2 separate regions of the Homo sapiens genome follow, and region 1 is linked to region 2. Evidence: read pairs that join two places in POLR2A ChIA-PET (ENCODE). Cell type or tissue: MCF 10A. All regions are shown on one strand. Links, peaks and the distances in the headings refer to the core of each region. The heading gives the core; the rest is flanking DNA.

Region 1 (8,337 bases), core at 173-8,172, 76 kb before region 2:
GCAGTAATTTGTGATAAAGAGGGAAAAAAAGATGAAGAGAAATATTAGGAATAGAAGTATTAGTAATGAAAAAAAGACGTAATTAGATCAGGAATAGAAGTATTAGTAATGAAAAAAGACATAATTAAATTAGGTGGAAATTAAAATAAAAGACTATTAAGAACAACTTCGTGCCAATAAATTTGAAAACTAAGGTGAAATAGAAAAATTCATAGAAAAATATAAATTGTTAATGTGAGCTAAGAATAAATATAAACCCTGAATAGATTATTAAAGAATTTAAACCACTGGTTAAAAAAGAAAGCACCAGGTCTGGATATTTTACCAGGACAGTTCGCCCCAAAATTTAAGAACTAGGTAACTCCAGTTTTATGTACTTGAATAAATGTTAACATCTCCAATTCATTTTATGAGGTTACTATAACTTGACACTAAAAACTAGGATCAAAAAAGAAAAGAAAAAAACAGGACAATAAAAGAGAAGAAAATTACAGGTCAATCTCACTCAAATATAAAAGCAGAAATCCTAAACTAAATATTAGCAAGCTAAATTTGGCAATATAGAAAACAAAATCATGATATCATACAAAGTTGGCTCAGCATTAAAAGTCAATTTGTAATATTTACAACATTAATAAATTAAAAAGAGCAATGCATGTAACAATTATACAAGGTACAGGAAAAGCAACCAGTATTTATAATAAAAATTTTTAGAAAATTAGAAATATGTCTACAAAAAGTCTACAACAAATGTTCTCAGTAGTAAGTGAAACATTAACAGTGTTAGCTTTATAATAAGGAGCACCAGAAGATACCTACCAGCAGCAGTATTCAACACTCTACTGGAGGAGTTCCAGCCCAAAGAATAAAACAGGAAAAAAATATACAGGTGAAAAAATTGGAGATGAAGAAAAGTCCCTTTTTTGGTACATGGTATGATTGTATATGCAGAAAAATCTAAAATAAATATACATACAAATTACTCAAATTAAAACAAAGCTATAGCAAGCAAAACAGAATAGCACTGGCGTAAAAATGGGCCCTAGACCAACAGAACAAAATAGAGAGCCCAGAAATAAACTCATGTGTATATGGCCAAATATTCTTTGACAAGAGCACCAAAAATGCAAAATGGGGAAAGAATAGTCTCTTCAATAAATGGTTCTGGGTAAACTGGATATCCAAATGCAAAAGAATGAACTTGGATCTTTATCTTATACCATACACAAAAATTAAAATATATTAAAGTCTTAAATGTGAGACCTGAAACCATAAAACTTCTAGTAGAAGAAGTTGGGAAATGGCTCCTTGACATTGGTCCTGACAATGATTTTTTTGGATGTGACCCCAAAAGACAGGTAACAAAAGCAACTATATCAAACTAAAAACTTCTGTGCAGCAAAGGAAACAATCAACAAAATGAAAAGGTAACCTATAGAATGGAATAAATATTTTCAAGCCCATATATCTAATAAGGGATTAATATCCAAAATATATAAGGAACTCATACAACTCAATAGCAAAGAAAAAAAAGGAAAAGGAAGAAAGAAAACAACTAAATTAAATACCCCAATTAAAAATGGGGAAGGACCTAAGTAGATATTTTCCCAAAGAAAACATATAATTGTAAACAGGTATATGGAAAGGTGCTTAACGTTATTTACCATCAGGAAATGCACGTTATGACCACAGTGAGATGTCATCTCATACCTGTTAGAATGGCTGTTATAAAAAGAGATAATAAGTATTGGTGAAGGTGTGGAGAAAAGGGAACCCTTGCATGCTTTTGATGGGAGTGTAAATTAGTACAGCCATTATGGAAAACAGTATGGAGATTCTTCAGAAAAGTAGAAACAGAACTACCATATGATCCAGCAGTCTCACGTCTGGGTATATATACAAAGGAAATGAAACTAGCATCTTTAAAAATGTGCTGTATGTATACAATGGAACATTACTCAGCCATAAAAAAAGAAGGAAATCCTACTATTTGTGTCAGCACTGATGAACCTGGAGTGCATTATGCTACATGAAGTAAGCCAGACATAGACAAATACTGTGTGATCTCACTTGTATGTAGAATCTAAAAAAGCCTAATTCATAAAAGCAGAGAGTAGAATGATGATTGCCAGAGGCAGGGGTAGGGACAGAGTCTGGCTAGGGGAAGGGGTCAATGAGGGAAGGAAGGGGAGATTTGGTCAAAGGACACAAACTATCAGTTATAAGGTGAATAAGTTCTGGGGAATCTAATGTACACTGTGGTGACTGTAGTTAATAATCATTGCATACTTGAAATTTGGTAAGAGAGATCTTTAAATGTTCTCACTGCAAGAAAAAGAGAGATAACTATATGAGGTGATAGTTGTATTAATTAGCCTGATTGTGGTAATCATTTCACAATAGATACATATATCAAATCATCATGTTCTATACCTTAAATGTATACAACTTTTATTTATCAATTATACCCCAATAAAGGTGGGGAAAAAAGATTTAATAGGCATTTCAGCTGACAACATATAGAAGTCAGTTACAACAGCAGGCAGTTTAAAAATGTAGTTTTTAGGAGATAACATTTACATGACAACACTAAAAAAACTTTATTGGAAGGTATTAAATAAGTTATTAAAAATAATTAGGAGATTTACCATGTCAAATGTATGGGAAGTGTCATTATCATAAAGATGTTTATTTTCTCCAAATTGATCTATAAATTCAAGGTCTTTCTGATCCAACCCTGAAAGGGCTTTTCATGCAACTGGACAAGCTAATAAAAGGATAAAAGGCCAAGAATAACTTCAAGTACTCCTGATGAAGAAGAAAAATAATGTTGGGAGTCAGGAAAGGAAATTGCCCTACTAGATTAAGATTTATTATAAATAAAGCTCAGGTAATTAACATAGTGTTAACTGACTGATGATAAGCTAGTGGAATAAAGTGAGTCAGAAAGAGAGGTCTGTGTATGACAGACCTGGCAACCAGGGATCAGTGGGGATCTTCTGTTGAATACTCAATTTATTATTCATTTGGGAAAGAATAAAAACGGATTTCTAAATGGTATCATACACAAAGTCAATGTTCATAGTACTGAGGTTTTTAAAAATCACGTTATAAAACAACATTCATCATATGATTTCGTTTTTGTAGAAAGAAATAAGAGTATATGTGATTATATATTTTGAGAAAAGACCTAGAAGATATCAAAAGTCGAAAGTGACAAAGGGTCTCTGGGTGGTCGGATTGTTGAAGATTCATTTCTCTTTACACCTTTTTTTGTCTAGATTTTTAAAAATACATTGAGTCTATGTTACTTTTAATTAGGAAAAAAATTTTTTTTACTTTGAATTTTTTTTAACTATTCTTTTAGATTAAATTTAGCATTATTTTTCGCAGCTTCCAAACTGCCTCCTCCCCTTACACACATAAAAAATAACAGTTTCATTGTGATATTTGACTGGAATTGTCTGGTACACAATAGGCACTCGGTACATATTTGTTAAACAAATAAATATGGGAACAATTCACATCTTTATGATGGTTAGCCCTTCCAGTTGAGAACATGGTATATTAATCTTTTTAAGACCTTTTCCTAATTAATTATGAAAACTTTGTAATTTTTTAATGCAGATCCCACACATTTATACAATTAATGATTTCTAAAATTATATCATCTTTTCATTTTCCCCCATATTGAGTCAAACCCTTGAGTATCATTTTATTTTATTTTATTTATGTATGTATTTATTTATTTTTTTAATTTTATTTTTAGAGACAGAGTCTTGCTCTGTCACCCAGGCTGGAGTGCAGTGGCGCGATCTCGGCTCACTGCAACCTCTGCCTCCCGGGTTCTAGCAATTCTCCTGCCTCAGCCTCCGGAGTAGCTGGGATTACAGGCGCACACTGCCACACCCGGCTAATTTTTTGTATTTTAGTAGAGATGGGGTTTCGCTGTGTTGCTCAGGCTGGTCTCAAACTCTTGAGCTTAGGCATTCCACTCGCCTCAGCCTCTCAAAGTGCTAGAATTACAGGCATGAGCCACCGCACCCGGCTGAGTATCTTTAATGTCAGACCTAAGAGTCAGAAAGATGATTTTAACGTAGAAAAACATGCCCTGTTTAGTAAGGTTAAGGACCTGGGTTTATTTAGCTTAGAATAAATGACTAAATTGAAACTGAATACCTATCTTCAAGCATTTGGTAGTGGCCAGCTTTCCTTTAGCTCTGCCGAAGACACACAAAAAAGAAATTCAACTGAAGTGTGAAGAATTTAAGTTAGAGATTGCAAACTGACAATATAAAGCTACGTTGGCTCTCAGAGACATATTATTTGGACCACACAATATATTTTAAAAGTTTGAATTGTTTGCAAAGTTAAAATTTGAAGAGATTTCACATAAAAACTTGGATTTCCAGCTTTTCTGGTACCCCTGTGCCCTAGTTTCCGATGAGTTTGAAAATCACTGCTGTCCCCTTTAAACAAGCCCTGAGCTCTCTCCAGTTTTCCAGTCAGAACCCAACCCTTTTCCTGTTACCTGTCTTACCCCTCAGGCATTAAGTTTGCAATCTCAGTTCATATAAAGGACAGATAAAGTGGCACATAGGTAGGTATAGCATCTTCTCACTCAGCATTTTGGTGTTGTTTTTAAAAGATGGTTTTAATGTGGTCCTGGCTGACAAACAGGAAATGAACTAGGAGACTTCCAAGGTTGTTTCTTGTCCTTTGGGTCCATGGTCCTGTTAGAATAGTCCAGTGGTTCATGAACTCTCTTTCTCATTGCACATGATCTAGAATCTCAGAGTTGAAATGGATTCCCTGCAAGACAGGGAGGCCACAGAGGATATGCTTCATCTGGTGTTCCTCTGTATGCACAGGAAATTTGAAATCCATTGCAGAGGGGCCTGCTTGAACAGCTAATAGTTCAAACAAGCAGCTACCTCATTTAGAAGGCTTATTAAACATCTCTGTTTCTTTTGTGTATAGTTATTTAAAGATGAGTGAAGGGTTTTAAAGAGAACTTTGAGTTTTATAAGTACACAGTATTATATTATTCTTATCATTATGCATGGCCTGGCAGAGTTATGATTGTGGGAACCATAGTTTTGAATATCATTTCATCTATGCTTGCGTGTTATCCAAACACAGTTTTCATATTTAATGTTAAGGGCCTTTTTTTAAATAAACAAAAAAGTGGGAAAGCAACATGGGGAAGAAATCTGAAGTGATCATTTCTCAATTTGTTTTATTCTAATTTTTGTCTGCTCTGAAAAGCCTTCTTATTCCATGTGAACAATCTCTGATGGGTCCCACAGAAAATGAAATTTGTGGCACATGTGCCCTCTGGCATTACCTACAAAGTCAAAAGGGTGACAGGCAGAAAATGGGTGTTTTTTTCTAAATAAATTTGGCTCCGAAGAATTATTTTATAAATAATGATTTTATTCATGAAACATTTCATGCTCCATTTGTTTTGGCATCAAATAGACATAGCTTTATTGTGACTCAGAGTCTAGTACTGTCCTTATTTAGGGACATGAAATGTTATCTCAAGGGAACCTTTTTGGAATCTCTAAATGTCTTGGGTAATAAGTGAAATTTTTAGCCTAGGATCAAATATTCCACTTACCCACCAAATTTGTTTCCCAGTTGTGGTCTTAGACTAGGATCCCGTATGTATATTCCTAAACTTGGGACAGGACTCTTGGTTTTCAGTTCCCACAGAACAACCCCTTTCTCCAACCCCCCCCCATCACCAGCAATAGAGGAGGTCACACTTGGACCCATAACATGTTTCCAAAGGCCCCATCAAGGCTTTTTCATAGGCCCCATCTCATACTTAGTCTCTTTTCATGTTTGAAGTGACAGCATCAAACTCATGATTTCCCTACCCTTTCTACCCTAGGCCTTTTGATAAGGACAAGGTGCAACTTTCTGAGTGACACAGTTTGGGATGTAATGAGTTACAACTTCATTTTTCCTTAATGAAATAGCTTGAAAGCACACGTATTCTTCATCTTTTTTTTTTTTTTTTTTTTTTTTTTTTTTGAGATGGAGTCTCACTCTGTTGCCCAGGCCGGAGTGCAGTGCCATGATCTCGGCTCACTGCAACCTCTGCCTCCTGGGTTCAAACGATTCTCTTGCCTCAGCCTCCCAAGTAACTGGGACTACAGGTGCGTGCCACCACGCCTGGCTAATTTTTTTATTTTAGTAGAGACAGGGTTTCACCATGTGAGCCAGGATGGTCTCGATCTCCTGACCTCGTGATCTGCCCACCTTGGCCTCCCAAAGTGCTGGGATTACAGGCGTGAGCCACTGTGCCTAGCCTCTTCATCTTTTAAGTATATTATATGTTCCTAGTCTAGTCTAATACCCAAGATACTGTCAGTACTCAGTTGGTATCAGCCTCTTTCTTCCTGTTCTCTTATTAAATCACAACCAAGCTTGAGAACTGACTCATGACTTCAGACTGGAAACAGTCACATGTCTGAACTGGCGTGCAATGCAGAGCTGCTTCCGGGTTAGCACATAGTAATCTGATTATGACAAAGTGCCCTTTCTTAAAGCAAATATCAGACCACTATCCAACCTACCTAAGTAAGCTTATCTTCACCAAAATTTTAACTATCTACAAATCCATAATTTTATTTCTTTGAAATTATCATTAGGACCAAATTTTCAGGTCATCTGTATGCCAGTCTTTGAATTGTCATTATAGCTTTAGTTTGAACCTGTAATTTCCTACAGCAGTTAAAGGAGAAGTCAAAATTAATAAATGGCTGGCATTTTAAAAGAGCATACAGGTTGAAATTTTGTGTTTAGGCAACTGAGGTTAAAAAAAAAAGCTTAGCTGGGTGCAGTGGCTCACACCTGTAATCTCAGCATTTTGGGAGGTCCAGGCAGCAGGATCGCTTGAGCCCAGGAGTTCAAGACTAACCTTGGCAACATAGGGGGACCATGTCTCTAAAAATAATTTTAAAACTTAGATGAGTGTGGTAGCATGCACCTGTGGTCCCAGCTACTCAGGAGGTTGAAGTGAGAGAATCATCTGAGCCCAGGAGGTTGAGGCTGCAGTGAATTGTGATTGTGCCACTGCACTCCAGCCTGGGCAACACAGCAAGACCCTGTCAAAAAAAAAATTCAAATGTAGAATGGGGTTGTTCTATAACACAACTAGCCTGATCTCTTTAAAAGTTCAGAGTTCTTTTTTTAAAAGGTAAAGGGAGATTATTTTAGATTAAAAGAGATATAAGCAAATACATCTCTTAAAATCCATGATCTTTGGTTGGATCCGATTCAAAGGAAAATCAGATCAGTGATACACATTTTGGGACAATGGAGAAATTTGAATATAGGCTGATTATTTGATCGGTAATGTCATACTCAGTTGTAATAATAGTGTCGTGGTGATGAAGGAGAATTTCCTTATTGCTCAAGAGCTGTGCTCACATGTTTAGGAGTAAGGTTTCATGATGTCCACTTCGAAGCAGTTTAGAAAATATGTGTATGAAATACGGCAAAATATTAACTGTTATTGAATCTAGATGGTGGGTTTTGGGATGTTCATGACATTATTTTTCTACTTTTCTGAATGTTTGAAATGTTTCAGACTGTGTGAGTGATGATAATAATGGAGTCATCTCAGGGAGAGAAGTACTGAGGGGCATCGTAGGTCTTCCTGAGCCTGCCTTGTAGTTTGGGAGAAGGCTTTGCTGGAAGAGAGCCACACAGGTGGTGGGTGGGGTCCACAATGAAGTGGAATTCACCTGCCCGGAGGTCCTGATGGCTCACCAAGCCACACAGAGGCATTTTCCCAGGCTCGTCCATGAATGGTCTCGTAATAGCTGTGGGAGAGGACTTCCCACTGTTACGCACCAGACCACAGACTCCCGTTGGCAGCTGTGGGGAAGCTCAAGTCGCCTTAGCTATGAATCCCCTGGAAAACAAGTGAGGCTGGATAGTTTTACAGTAAAATCTCTCATTGAATATTTGCTCTCAGTGTCTTGGGACTGTGAACTGTGACAACCCAAATAAATGACCACTCCCTTAAAACCATTACTCATTGGAACATGGTACTACTTGAAACTAATCTACTGCCTTGCTAAGCCAGGATGGAATTTGTTCAATTCATATTTGAGTTTTTTTGTCGTAATTTTTGCCTTTCTGTTTATGAAGACTGCAAATTTCTAGTAGAGCCATTTTGGAGCAGCTTATTTTAGACAGAATATGAAATAAAATAGTAGGAGGACTGTGGTTTGTCCTTTCTTTCTCTCATATGCATTACTGACCACCTCTCCATTTTTTTTAAAGAGACTCAATAGTTTTTGATGAACAACTTAGGTA
Region 2 (8,337 bases), core at 85-8,084:
CGGGTGGATTGTTTCAATAGCTAAAAGGGAGGGGAAAGAACACCATGTCGACACCATACTATTACAGAAGAGCCTATGTCTCCCCCCTCCTCAACCCCTTCTGCCTAACGCTTAGTTACCATTGTAAGCAGGTCACAGTGACATAATGTTCACAGTCCTCAACGTTTGTGGCAGGGAGGGGAGAACAAACAGGTGTCTATGACCCTGACTGGCATCAGCCATAGCCAAGGCTGACAGAGCTTCCCTGCCACCCCCACACACACCCCCCCACGGCATTACAGGGTAGCCCTCTGGGGAGGAAGACTCGAACCTTGGACTTTCATGAGCTCCCCCTCCAGGGAGGATGACATCCAAAAAGCTGGACTTAAGATTCCCAAGCTAGAAGAGTGACCCAAATGGCCTGGGACTCTCTGGCACATCGGAGCTCAGCAATGATTCTGTGGCTCCAAGTAGCCCAATAAGCCAGCCACAGGTGGAAGCTGCCCACGTAGCAGGCACCAAGCCCTCACTGCACCCACGGTGTGCATTCACCATTTTCTGTCAGCAAAAAAAAGCAAGGCAAGGAAAGATGAAAATATATTATTCACAGTGAAAGCAAACAAAAAAAAATGGTAAGATAGAAAAGCAAAAAGTACAAGGCATTCAGAGAACAGAGAGCCAAGACAAGAAGCTGGATCCACTCTTCCTCATGCACAGACCAAGAGATTTCAGTGAGCATCAAGTTTTCCAGCGACCGCAACCCAAACTCTGCTGGCAAAAAGGGAACTTGAAGTTTCGGCTCGTGAGCGAAAACACTGTAAAGTTACAATTAAAGAGCAAGACTACTTTGTAAGCCAGACTATGTCATTTCAATCACATCCTCCATGGCTTATCCACCAAAACCAACCCCTCAGTCCTGAAAGGCAACCTGCACTGAAAACAGAGCCATCTTTCAGAAAGGGACAAGGCAGGTAATGGCTGTGAAGCTCTGGAATTGCGCTTCAATGAAAGGTTTGTGGAGCAGTGTGGGAAACCCGGAGAGACTAGAAGCTCACCTGCCCACCAAGTGAAATTCAAGGTCGGTCTCTAGAGCCCAGCACCACCTTTATGGCTTTATCTTTCTGATGAGAGATTAAACACTCACTTAAAGTTTAAATGGACTTTTAAAAAGTCACTACTTTGATCCTTTAGCAGACTACAAGGTTTTAAAGTTGTAAAACCATTAAGATCTCTATCCCGAAGATAATCTAGGTTTCATAATCAGGGAATGAGTTAACTGGGATTCTGTTCTGGCCACTTAATATTCCAAGCAAAAATCCTAGAAAAGTTAAGGAATACATTCCACTGAAGGTTCACCCTGGGGTACAGGGGAGAACAGAAGGCAAGAGGTGGCAGAAATGCTAAGTACTAAGGAGACAGATCCAGCTCCAACTGGTTGGCCAAGCCCCACACTTCCACGTGTGTTTAGAGAAAAGTCCACAGAAGCGATACTTACGAACGGTGTCATTACTGGAATCCCACGCCTCCACAAGCAACGTATAGGACCTCTGCAAGACAAACAAACAATTTAGCAATTCAGAAACAGGGTCGACTTTCCAAAATCTCGTACATTCTTGGCCTCCCAGAATACCCCACCAAACAAAACCATAATGCCAAAATAAAAATTCTGTTGGTTGTTGCATTGAGTTCCTGGATGTTTAAATCCAAACCAACTCCCCTTCCTTTGTCAGCACTCTTCCCAGGTTGACAAATGACTCCTTTCACCTGGCAGGGACGCACTGGAGTCAACATGCATGCAGGCAGCTCAAAGTTGAGATCAGGAAATGCCACCTCACTATATGATATGAGAGTATTTAGCATATAGTTTCCCAAAACTTTCCAGACCCTGACCCTAGTGCATGAGGAAACACACACACACACACACACACACACACACACACACACAAAGAATTTATTCTAAGCTAACCTAACCAGGTATTTGTACCGAGGGGGTATTGCTAAGGTTACACTTTGGGCCCTGGTGAGGCAGTCTCTAGGGAGGCCCCCTTTTCCTTTTTAGAACCCCTTTGAAAACTCTGTCTATGTGAGACCATCCTGGCTCCCACAAGTATCGGGTAACTCTAGGAAACAGGAGGGGGTAGATGCAAAGTGACTCTGCAAGACAAAGAAGTCAACCTCACTTGGGCGGTGGAGTTGGGGGCAGATCCCAGGGAAGAAAGTACAAAGGGAGAAACAACCGCACACCCATGGGTTATATTTATTGATGAACTTATCTGTTAATAAGATCTAACATTCCAAGAATAATCAGAGTCTACTAACTAAACAAATTCCCTGGATACTGGCAAGATGCCAGCTGTTAAACTGAAGGCACCTTTTATCTTCCAAGCTTATCTCAGAATTCCACCTCCCCACCCCCAGCCAAACCTAAGCTATTAGCAAATTCCCTCCTTTTCTAAAATTTTCCTTCGTAATTTACAGTAAGGTCAGTCTCACAAAACACCAGCGTTTAAATGAAGCTTCTGCTATCTTGGCACTGAAGAAATGTACTCAAGGCAGGTGGGGTAGACAAGGAACATGAACTAGGTTATGAATCCCTGCTTTGCTGTGTCAGAAACCAAGCCATAGGAAATAGAAGCGTGTATAGATTAAATAATACCGTGCTGTGCCACCAGAAGCACACTGCTGCCAAGAGAAGAGAAAGCACCTATAAGATAAAGGAAAAAGAGAAAAAGGGAGGGTAAAAGGGAGTTTCATTCATAACTCAAGGCCAGCTTAGCGCTCTCAGAGTGACACAGCAGGTCATCTCTGAATATAAAAATATCTTGTGATAGACCCTGCCTTGGAATTCAGCCGAAATATGTTTCATACTCAAAGCAGAGTAGGATTCCATTTCGTTCACTGATAACTGTGGGAAAATGCTCAGAAAAGCAAGCAAAACCGGGCAAGCCAGGGCACATACCCAGCCCTCTCCTGTTAGTGGCCACAGGTCCAAATTCATTGCTGTTGTTACTATTTTATTAGCGAAAGTTATACCTTATTTACTGCCTCTTTAAGTTTCTTAGGACTTCCTGCAAATTACAGGACTCTTCCCTAAGAGCAGCAAGAAATTATATTTCTCTACTGATTTGAGGTAAGAGCACAGTCAAAATGAGGCCAGATGTGTGGCTGATTCTGTATAATTAAGCCCTTCATTTGCTGGTCACGTTGAGGCCCACGTCCTCCACTTCAACAGTATTGTTGTAATTAATCCTCTGATTAAATGCATTGATACCAGGAGTTTTGACAGACTTGCACAAGCGCTAAACACATAATACCCACAAACCCCACTGCAAGGGAAGGTGCCGGGACTGAGCTGGCATGGCAGTACTAACTCAGTTTAATACTCAAAGAGGAAAGCATCCTTAGGTCTTGCACAAGAACTTGGACGACCAAGCAGTCTACCAGGCTCATCCTCGCCAGAACTGGGAAAACCTCAGAAGTTGCTGACCGACATCACCCCACCTGGAGAGAAAAGAATTGCACACAGCCCTACGTGCCTGGCTCTGTGATTTTCCATGAACTGCCCTTCTTTCTCAGAGGCAGAGACAGGGTGAGGGCAGGGAGCTACAGTGACGGCAACAAAGCCTGGACTTTTTTTCCTGTCTGTTTCAGGGAGGGGATTAGGGTCTCCTGGGGCAGGAGGATTCCTCCTGCCCAGCCCTACAGAGAAAAAGGATTCCCTCCAAGGTTCCTATTAGGAGGCACTCAACCTCCCACTCCATCCCCACACTATAGATCAGCAATCAAGATAATTTAACAATGATTATTAGTTGCTAGAGAACTTTAATTTTTCCCAGGCCCACACTTGACCTCTGTACATCCCTGAACATACACCCAGGCACTGAGATCCCAGATCATGCACCCCACATCAAAGCAGGGACCAGGCCACAGAGCAGCAAATCCACTATGCCGAAGTCACATACAAGCAGCCACTGCAACTCTGACCCCCAGTAGAGGCGGAGTCCTCCATCCCAGGAGGGCTTGGAAAGGCAAGTGTTCAAACTTAAGTTTATACAGCAAAACAACAACAACAAAAGCAAATACCTGGGTTTTTCTTGATTTCAGACTACAGAACTAAGACTCTGCCGAAGAGTCACCTGGCTTTCATCTTTCCTTATGTTTTCCAGAACAGTACTGTGAAGGCCACACAGGAAGGAGGGGTAGCAAACAGATCTTTAGTCTGGATTTGCAAAGTGAGTCACTTCAGCCCCTTCCCAGCTCCAAGCCCAAGGAAATCTGGAAACCTGGCAGCTGGTTCCCATTCTGGTGTGGCATCAAAGAGGAATGGTCAGCCTTCGGAATTGCTTTTTGGAAGATTTCTGTGGAATTCTACCTAGAGGAGAGTCCTGGCATCAAAGCCCCAAGGCATCCAAGGGCCACCAGGTTCCCAGCAAGGCTGGGGCCCCTGCACCTCCTCCCGCCCTCCACACTTAGGCTGCTGTGCCAAGGTTGTGTTCTCTGCCCTGTCCCACTCCATGGCGGTTACCTTGGCACTGGGCAGAGCGGTAAGCACTTAATTGCCACATTAAGAAGGGGGGATGTAAGAAACAAAGGTAATTGTGTTGGCAGCCGGGAGCTTCCTTTTCCTGGCAACAGTGACAGCCAAACCAAGCCCTGAGAAGCGGCTGCCTCCCCTCCTGCCAAGCTGACGGACACAAATAAACCGCCATCCAAACGGCACGCGTGCGGCGTCCAAAACCCCAGGCTGCTGCGACAGGCAGGCCCGCCGGCGGCACGCACATCCTGGGAATGCCCGACGTGCCAACGCGGCCATTGTGCACAGTCAGTCGGCTCCCAGGGTTCGTCAGGGGCCCTGAGCTCTGCTGACTCAACTGTTGCTTCCTGTCGCTTGTCCTGTGTTAGCATTATTTTTGGAGAGGCCCTATTATTCTCCATAATCCTCATTTCAGTCAATTCGGCCAACTCTATTGTCCTGCCTGTGTCTGGGTGGCCAGAGTATAAAATATTCCAGTCACAAAACATATTAAGCAGAAAAGGTTGCAGGGAGTCCATGTGTGGCGCATGCACACGTACTCATGCACACAATGCGAGTGGGTTTTGGGAAAGTGAGATAAGAAAGGACAACTATCCTATAGCATCTAGGCTAAGACTTCAGGCACAGAAAGCAATCAAGTCTGTAGGGCTTGACATGTCAATAGAGTCCGATCTGGTTACAAAGGGTGATTTTCTCATCAAAGCCCACTCAAAGGCTCACCAAGGGGCCCCAAAGCTCATATCCAGATTTGTGACTCTCAATGAGACATCCCCACCCCCTTTCCCATCATTACCCTTACCTGTTTGAAAAGCATCCCACTGATAATTAAATGCACCAGTTACAAAAGGGTGGCGAGGTTAATAGATAGAATACCAAGAAGCCAGCCAAGCACAACGGTCTGGTTCACACAGAGCAAGCCTGAACAAGAAGCCTTTCTGTTTATTTACCAAAAGTGCATAAAAACTGGGTTGAGCTGGTAGAGGACTCTGCATGTTTGACTATTTATGTACTCCTTTAACTACTGGGAGCCACCTTGCGGAATTTCTTCCCAGCACACGCACTGCACCAATGGTAGATGTCACTGGCACCATAAAAAAAAAAAAAAAAAAAAAAAACAGCAGTCACAGGGCTGCTGTGGTCCATGCGGTAATCAGAAATCAGCAAAGAAGTCACAACACAGCCACCCAGTGCCATGCACCAAAGTAAAGGTGGGATTTTTCTGAACCCAGGACCCTCCTCCATTTCCACCACCATTTTAGAATCACCACTTTCCATTCATCCCAATGTATCTTCCAACAGTTGGAAGAAAAGATTAAGTTTTGAGAGATATATATATATTTAAAAGCTGAAGCCAAGAGTCACTTCTCTCAGCAGCCTAGATCCTAGGCTTGAAGGATGGGGGTAGGTGGAAGAGCAACATGCCTTACAGAAGTTTACCATGGAAGAATTTGCAGGAGTATTTGCATTTATGGATTACAACGCTAATTGTATGCACATCCAGAGATCATGCATTCTTACATTGTCACTAACCTTGAAAGCCGGACATTGGGACCAACTTCTGGCCCTTCTACAATGGGGCCAGTGGGTGATATGAATCCAGCCAAGGCCTCTGGTTCACATTCCTGTTTTCAGATCAGGAACTGTGAAGGCTCCTTGTTACCTTGACACTGTTTTTTTTTTTTTAAGTAACTTTTTTCTCCATGCTAAACTTTCCACGTCTTCTATCTAAAAGGTCCCCAAAGGCACCACTATTTGGTGTGAAGATTTTGAGCAGCACTTAGATTGCTGATTTTCTGGGAGGTTGCATGCCTGTAAGTTGCTGCTGACTCTCCTTTTAACCCACTGAACTCCCCCAAGAGCCTCCACGCCAAAGTTTCACCGTTTTCTAAAAACATCTTAAGTCCCTGTAGAATTACGGGTGTGGAACTGGTGGGTTGCAAATTCCTATAAGTACTGGAGGTTTGAATAAGTTGCTAAGAAACAAGACAACAAGGAGAAAGAAAACACAGAAGGTTACACCTGCAAGAGAAAAAAAAATTAGAAACCAAGTACCTGGAATAAAGATTCCATTTTTGGAGCAGCTATTCTGCAGATACTTAGCACAGCTCTTTCAAAGCAAGCACAGCTTCACTTTCCCCCAAGCCCAGTGTTGCAACACAGATACATCACTTCATCCCTTTGGTTTGAGGTAGACTTCTTAGGGCAAAAGGCGTTTTCTCCACATGCAGAAAGTCCCTTGCTCTGAGCACATACGTACACACATGCTCTTTCTTTGTATACATGCTGACTACACGGGCAGGATGCAAATCCTGGCTGCAGAAAGGAGGCAGGTCAAATCAGAACCCCATCCTTAAGCCCTCCATGTGCCCACACCATATCTACAGAAGCTCAGGGACTGGAAAAGACAGCAAAAGGCATAAAAGTAAGGGCCTGTCAATTACATTCTGTGATTAGCATCGTGGCAATTGGTCATTCAGGCCTGAAGCATGAAGGGGGCCAAAGCTGGCATCCCTCACACAGAAGAATCACGTTTCATTGGATTTTCCAAAAAAAAAAAAAAAAAAAAAAAAAAAAAAAAAAAAAAAAAGTTGATCTCAGCAAGTCTTTTAATAGGATCAATGGAATTTAAATATGAGGCTAATAAGCCAGATACCCCAATTTCTTCCCCTAACGTTTCTCTAGATTCATTTCACTCTGGGGCCACCGATGCAGCAATACAGCTAACTGGGGTTCTGAAGTTCCCAAAAAGCTTTTGGAGATGAGTAGTGGTAATTACACTAATGTATTTTTAATAAGCAGGCACTACTGGGATTTAGCACTAATTTTGGGAGGTACAGATTAACCGTTTCAGTGATTTATAAGTGGTAATTCCTAAATTATTTCCTGTTAAGCCCAATTACTTCCCACAATAATGGTTCTTATCACTTGGTCCCCCAATTTGAGAATCATTAATCCAGATAGTTGCTGCAAGTTAAGCCCCTTAGAGCAGCAACAGTATGAGAATTAGAAGCCAGTGGTGAAAAACTACCCCAAGACCAGAGCCGGGGCAGGGGACACCACGTGGGACATACTCAGATATGATATATGACAGGAAGGGCCACCTCTACAAAGCCTTTCACATGCACACCAGAACATGGACTGTATTTCATATCTGACCAAATCGTTTCCTCCTCGTCCTCTCTAGAACATGAACAGTTGCTTGGATAGGGGTCATAATTCCAAACAAAAAGCATGAACTACATGACCTTCTACACTGACCTACCCCTGCACCCTTTGCTGATACCCAGCGTCAGCAAATTTGGGAGGACTCATGCAAATGGTAATTGTGCCTGCTAGGGGTTGGGAGCCCAAGGTGGTTTGGAGTTTTGTTTTGTTTTTAACCATATATCCTTTTCTTGCTATCTCTTGAATTCTGTACTAAGTTCATTTATTTCCCATTCAAGGAAATCAGTTTTAAAAGACATAGTTAATTGCCAAACTAAATGAAGCTGTGCCCTCTAGTTAAATACTCGCTCAGCTACTTAAGTGTTTCAGTTACGTTTCTACTCAGCCTGGAATCATTCTTGAAAGTTACGGACTGTGCCGTTTCTCCAACCACATACAGAAAAACAAATACACCTAAACTCCAATTTCTCTTGAGAATTAAATCTTATGTTTCACAGCAGGCCTTTCTGGGGCATCAGGGTGGAGACTTGTTTATGAGTGATACATGCGTTTGTCCCAACTTCAAAAGAACCACATTTTCAGTGGTGCCCCATCGGTCTTCCCCCATTCGAGAAAAGCCGAGAGTCTATTTCATGGTTGGTGACCCGTGGGGCCTGAAA

The links. Peaks named below come from ENCODE experiments on the same cell type or tissue, not always from the same donor. Only the 100,000 strongest peaks of a DNase experiment are listed, where the experiment ranks them.
Region 1: POLR2A ChIA-PET joins it to region 2 with 10 read pairs; 9 of 35 experiments call an interaction of 5 or more read pairs at or near these places.

What each region holds. Positions count from the first base shown.
Region 1 is chr20:10,586,611-10,594,947 of GRCh38, forward strand. The region is part of intron 4 of SLX4IP (SLX4 interacting protein); the gene reads left to right. Among named protein-coding and RNA genes, the nearest start is that of MIR6870, 59 kb to the right of the region's middle. RefSeq lists an enhancer at 6,351-6,645. In MCF 10A, for the core only: no CTCF peak of the experiment used is centred there; DNase peaks (open chromatin) are centred at 4,531 and 6,471.
Region 2 is chr20:10,662,489-10,670,825 of GRCh38, forward strand. JAG1 (jagged canonical Notch ligand 1) reads right to left here. Exons shown (of 26, transcript NM_000214.3): 3 at 1,475-1,526. Among named protein-coding and RNA genes, the nearest start is that of JAG1, 7.3 kb to the right of the region's middle. RefSeq lists silencers at 8,154-8,203, 8,254-8,303. In MCF 10A, for the core only: a CTCF peak has its summit at 5,556 (motif pointing left); DNase peaks (open chromatin) are centred at 2,893, 3,453, 4,653 and 5,473.